Linked DNA regions of Homo sapiens: region 1 is linked to region 2. Evidence: chromatin loops called from intact Hi-C (ENCODE). Cell type or tissue: heart left ventricle. All regions are shown on one strand. Links, peaks and the distances in the headings refer to the core of each region. The heading gives the core; the rest is flanking DNA.

The links. Hi-C counts contacts between places; a loop is a spot of excess contacts. Peaks named below come from ENCODE experiments on the same cell type or tissue, not always from the same donor. Only the 100,000 strongest peaks of a DNase experiment are listed, where the experiment ranks them.
Region 1: a loop joins it to region 2, with 6 times the contacts of the local background. A loop is called at or near these places in 10 of 110 quality-filtered maps.

What each region holds. Positions count from the first base shown.
Region 1 is chr15:61,228,230-61,231,121 of GRCh38, reverse strand. It overlaps RORA (RAR related orphan receptor A), which reads left to right and starts at 1,820. Exons shown (of 11, transcript NM_134261.3): 1 at 1,820-2,069. The coding sequence starts at 1,904. In heart left ventricle, for the core only: CTCF peaks have their summits at 1,645 and 1,846; DNase peaks (open chromatin) are centred at 1,621 and 2,726; H3K4me3 peaks cover 1,827 bases; H3K27ac peaks cover 284 bases.
Region 2 is chr15:60,590,741-60,593,632 of GRCh38, reverse strand. All of the region lies in intron 2 of RORA (RAR related orphan receptor A), which reads left to right. All of the region lies in intron 3 of RORA-AS1 (RORA antisense RNA 1), which reads right to left. Among named protein-coding and RNA genes, the nearest start is that of RORA-AS2, 89 kb to the left of the region's middle. RefSeq lists silencers at 760-1,809, 1,840-1,959. In heart left ventricle, for the core only: a CTCF peak has its summit at 1,512; DNase peaks (open chromatin) are centred at 1,052, 1,592 and 2,402; H3K4me3 peaks cover 2,480 bases; H3K27ac peaks cover 2,188 bases.

The sequences.
Region 1 (2,892 bases), core at 295-2,794, 640 kb before region 2:
TCCTTAGAAAAGTCAAGTGTAACAAGCTAGGTCAATTGCATCAAGAACATTACTAACAGGCTAACCAATGGTAAATGTTGTGAAGGCTACTCTGGAAATCTGTGCTTTCACGTATGGGGAAACCCACACGTCTGATTTGGGATGGAGGAGACAATTGTGCATTGTTTGTAGGCGCCAACAGACAGGCTAAAGCCAGGGATCCTTGCAGAGACAGGATTAAGGTATCAGGACTGTTCACATCTCATTTACATCACCCCGAAGAGTGGACCACAGGTTTTGCTGATTAGTACACAGACTATGGCAAAGGGCATTGTGTATTTGAAATAAGATCAAGATCAGTAACAGTAACAGAAACTATGTGTGAAATTTGGCATATGGCGGTTCCTCTGAAGGATTAGCTAACTGGGTTTCCCGCACTTACTATTTTTTAAAGCATTTTTCCAAACCAGGAAGTTAGCAAAAGAAAAATGTCCCCCAATTCCCTCCGCCTACCCCACGTTCTGAAGCACATATATTTATGCCACCTTCTGGCCTCTAATAATATTATTTATTGTCAAAATTTTGGATCCTTTTGAAAGGAAGGTGGGGCGTATTTCCACAGTGTCTTCGCAGGCAAAAGAAAGTGGTAGATTGAGTATGAAGGCAGACAAATCAGGCTACTACCATTGGAGTATTTTCCATTCTTTCAATTTGTATTGTTCCTTCATCTTGGAGTTTGCAGTCAAGGTAACGATGATGCAATTATCTGCTTTCCTGGAGTTTTAGGTACCTACTAGGGGATGAATGTATTTCAATGGGAGGAGGGTGTAGAATGATGCCTATAATAATACGAATTATTAGGAGCTGTTAATTATCTGAATGTTATCCGGGCATTAGTAATGCCTCTCCAGTATATCTACCTTTTATGGATGAGACTGTACATTTAATAGGAAAAGTACCAGTGGGAATTGACAATTAGCAGCCACGCTTGAGCTAGATGCAGCGTGGCATGTTTTATCCAGCTTAGATAGTTGTCGACCAAACAGGCCAAAGTTTTCTTCAGTAGAAAATGCCCTGCCAAATGGTTTCTGGATCCTTCGCGGACAAACAGCAAAGGAGCTGAAAGCGACCTCTTTCAACCATGCCAGAAACTGTCCATGGCGCTTCTAGATTCACAAAATCTGTTTTAGACACAGATGTCTTTAACCAAGATTGGAAACCCACTGGCCGTCCCATCCCAAAGTAAAAAGTGCCACGTCCTCCCATCCTCCGCCTTCCTTGGGATGTCAGCCCCGTTCTAATTCCTTTTTAGTTTCTCCTCAGCCCTCGGCAGGGCTGGCAGGGGGCTACCTGCGATTTCCCAACGTGGACGTGGACAATCGGATTTGTCTCTACCCAAGCTGGCAGCGGATGGGGACGAGTTCTGTTCCCGAGAGAGTCTCAGAAGTAGGCACGGAATCATCTCACCGATTTTAATTTCTGTCCCTGGGCTGGGGAGAGGGGAGGATTGGGGCGCGGGAGGCTCTGTTCTCCTCCTCCCCTCTTTTCCCCACCTCCCAAAATTGGCAGCCAGTCTGTGGCTCTCGGTCTGGGGTCTGGAGGGTGGGGAATGTGGGTGTGGGGGCCGGCTGGAGAAGCTCTCGCTAGCGCTGCCTGTGGCCAGACCCGCCTCTTGTCCCCTTTCGGGCGCACACACACGTCCACCCAGACACTCCGCGCGCTCCCTCGCGCTTTTGCTTGCCCGCCCGCCGCCGCCTGCTTTTTCCCTCCTGCTTTCGCCGGTCGCCTTCTCCTTCTTTTTTTTTTTTTTTTTTTTTTTTTTTTTTTTTTTTTTTTTTTGGTACCATAGAGTTGCTCTGAAAACAGAAGATAGAGGGAGTCTCGGAGCTCGCCATCTCCAGCGATCTCTACATTGGGAAAAAACATGGAGTCAGCTCCGGCAGCCCCCGACCCCGCCGCCAGCGAGCCAGGCAGCAGCGGCGCGGACGCGGCCGCCGGCTCCAGGGAGACCCCGCTGAACCAGGAATCCGCCCGCAAGAGCGAGCCGCCTGCCCCGGTGCGCAGACAGAGCTATTCCAGCACCAGCAGAGGTAGGAGGCTGGAGAGGGGCTGGGGAGGGGGCGGCGGGAGCCCGGGCGCGGAGCGGGGGGCGGCCGGGAGCGGGCGCCCGGGGCGCGGGGTCCGGCGGCCGCGCGCGAGCCTGCGGCGGCGCCCCGAGCCCGGAGGACCCCCCTCCCCTCCCCCCTCCGCCCCCCAGAAATGTTGCAAACTTTTGCAGCCCGTTCTCGGCTTGCGGGAGCAGAGTGGGGCGGGGGAGGCGGCGGGAAGGTTGACAGCCGGCGGGCTCACCCCCCTGGCTTTGATTTTTCTGCAAACACTGGAGGAAAGCTGCGTTGCCTCAATTAAATACGCTCCCCCAAAATACGGAGATGCGGGGAGTGGGGGCCCGGGAAAGAAACTTTTAAAGCGGCAGTGTCCTTTTAAGAAGGGGCAAAAAAATCTGTTTATGGCCACCCTCCTTCCGCTTTACCTTTTCTCCTCTTGACAGTTTCGGCCCTGGCTGCCCGAGTCGGGGGTGTGTTTTCGGTCCCTCTCAGATCTGGGCGGGGGGCGGGAGGAGTGAGCGACCTGGGAAGTCCCGGGGGTGGAGAGGGGGCGCTCCGGGGTCTGGGGGCGACGTGGACACCTTCTTTGGAGCACGGCGGTGCGTTTGGGATTTGAAGGAAGGGCCGAAGGAAGCGGGGTGCGGGCGGGCGAGCTGTTCGCCAAGTTGTCTGGCGGGCGCGGCGAGGGGAGATGCGCAAGTTTGCAGACCGGGGGTTCGGAGCCCGGCGCCCAGGCTGGCGGGGGGCGTGTGCGCGCCAACGCGCAGAGGGCGGCGGTCCTGTGGGGCGCTCCACGCGCATCCGGAGG
Region 2 (2,892 bases), core at 201-2,700:
AAAGTTTTAAACAATGCAGACTCTGGGTATGTAGCATCTGAAATTCATTGTAAAGAGATTGACCTGTAAAATAATAACGTCATGATTTACAGTTCCGTAAGGACAGTAAGAAGAATTAAGCTTCAAAGTTTAGAGGGAATTAAGTCTTAGTCGCATGTTAAAATGTACAAAGTTCACCTTCAGAGGTCTTTATTTTCTGTCAGAATTACCACAGTGTTTCATTTTTAGGGTATGAAAACGATAGCTTTTCCTACTTGTAGATGGGTTCTCTGGAGAGATATGGAAGAGCCTGGGAATTTAGCGGCTCAAATCAGCTGGCAACTGGAGTTCATTTAGGTGATTCACATACAATTTCCGGCTTTCCTTGCAGGTATCAGTGGTCTTGGACGCGGGGAAGGGGGTTGGGGGGGACAGGTGTAGACCAGGACCTTGGTTATTGGTATAACTGCCAATATCCAAGGGTTGCCAAGGGTTGGGTGGGCGGAGTTCCCCCGCCCAGGCCGAGTCTCTCCAGAAAGACTTCGGAGGAGCTTACTCCACTCCCCGGACGGTCCCAGTGGCTTCGTTCTCCACGGCCCAGAAGTGGGCCGTACCTTCCGATTAGAGCTGGGGCACTCTAGGAAATGCGGGTGACCGTAGCTCCCCAGACCAAACCTGTCTTTTCCACCAACGAGCTGGCGCATTTATCGCCCCCGAGTGCTCCGGCAAGCCAGCGGGAGAGTGGCGTCGGGTTGCGAGCCTCTTGCCCCACCGAGTGGGGGCAGAAAGTGGTCAGAGGCGCGTTCCGCGGGGCGCTGCGTGCAGAAAAGCGACCGGCGGCCACAGGTGATCCCGAAGGCGAGGGGAAGGCGGGCGCCCGGGCGAGGGCCCGGGGCGCGGGAGGGCAGGCCCGGCCGGGGTGGGCCAGCAGAGCCGCCGCTGCTACTCACCTGCCCGCGGGGGCGGGGCGGGGCGCGGCGCTGGGGCGCGCCTGCCTCCCGCCTCCCGCCTCCCGCCTCCCGCCCCGGGAGGAAGCGGAGGGGCGCGGTGTAAACAGAGCGGCGGCCGTGATGTCAGCCGGTCACATGGAGCCTCTTATGGCTCGGGATGGCTCTCGGCGGGCGGGCAGCTGCGGCAGCTGCTGCTGTGGCTCGGGCGGCGGCGGCGCGGCGGCGGCAGAGGGGGCTCCGGGGTCGGACCATCCGCTCTCCCTGCGCTCTCCGCACCGCGGCTTAAATGATGTATTTTGTGATCGCAGCGATGAAAGGTGAGCCCGGGCGCCCCGCCGGGGCCGGGTGGGCTGGCGGCTCCGGGGGGCGGGGAGGAGGGCGCGCAGGGGGAGGGGTGGGCGCGCCTGCCCGAACGCACGTACTGCCCGGGGCTCGGCGCGGGGGCCCTGCCAGGGCCTTCTGGGCCACCGCCGCGGCGCCACCTGAGCCCGGCCACGGGATCGGCCTGCCTCCGATTGGGGGGCAAAGGCGCACGGGGTGGATCCCCCTCTGCTGCCCCCTCCGGCTCCTGTCAGTCTCTTGGGTCCGCTTGGCACCGGGCGGGTCTCCCAAAAGAAAGTTTGCCGGGAGTCGCCGCGCTTCGGAAAGGAAGGGGAGGGTCTGCGGAGTTCAGAGGAAGCCGGGGACGCCCGCGGCCGGTCCCCAGGGCCCGCACCCGGGACAGCTCCGGCCTAGGTCGGGGAGGCGCCGCGGCCGGGCAGGGCCGTGCGTGCGCGTTGTCGCGATGTCATCCCCGGGGACTGGTCAGCGCCCCAGGCCTTGCGCCCTGCCCCTGCGTCCCCGAGCGCCTCAGCGGCCGCCGGCCGGGCAAGTGCCGCAGGTCCGCGCTGTGTCCCGCGCTGTGTCCCGCCGCGGCCACTTCCGAAAGCGCGCGGGCCGGAGCGAGACGGGCGCCTCGAGCGTGCCAAGACGCTCTGGGCGGCCCAGGGAGCCGCGGCGCACCCCGCTTGACACTTTGGCTGGTGGATGGAGGTGGGGAGGAACTCGGCAGCCCACGGGATCCGCGGGCAGGGGCGGAGGTTAGACCGTGGTGAGGGCCGACGGGCGCGGGTTAGTCGCGGCCAATCCTGCCGGGCGGCCCGGCCTTCCGCCCTCATCAGGACTCCGTAGCCGGGCCGGGGGCGGGAGGGGAGGGGGATTTGGTTGGAGGGAGGACTGGCTCTAGGTCCTCTCAGGTGAGAAGGAGAGAAACCGTGGCAAGTCAGGGAACTTTCTGATGGGAAAGCTAAAGTTTGGAGGTGTTCAGGAAGTCGCCCGTGCTGCCGGAGAAACCGAGACTCGCTCTTGGGACGGTTGCAAACAGCTCCGGAGAAACTCAGCCCGCAGCACGCCGCCCGCCGCCCGCCGCCCGCTTGTGCGCCCGCAGGTTCCTCGCCGTGGATAATCTGCCCGAGCTGCTTCGCAGGCCCGGCCGCCAGGCTTGGGGATTTAGAGCCCCATCTGTTTGCGGCGGACGCGGCTTCCCTAATGCGCAGCAATTGTGCAGACCCAGACTGTCCTGCGGGTCCTAGCCACCGGTGCGGGTGCCAAGCGCCTGTTAAACGTTTGCTAGTTTGGGGTTGTGTTGCAATCTGGAATGAAGGACACCAGTTCGGTATCTGCGCTGGGTTTACTTTCGGATCACCGAGCTTTGCCTTTCTTCACTAGAGATTGGGTGGCATCTCTTTTATTAATTATTAACAGGCCGAAACGTACTGGACGTTAAGATGAGCTGCTTGAGATGAAATCTTTCTATATAATGTGCCCACAGCAAATTTTCTCTTTTCCCCTGTGGCTTGAGGGGAATGGGATTTAATCATTTTTAGAATATGTAATTCATATAAGTAAAAGAGAGGAAACCTCCCGTGATCCGCGCTCTTAAGCACTTAAAATTATTTGGGAGGAAAAATTATTAAGATTTCTT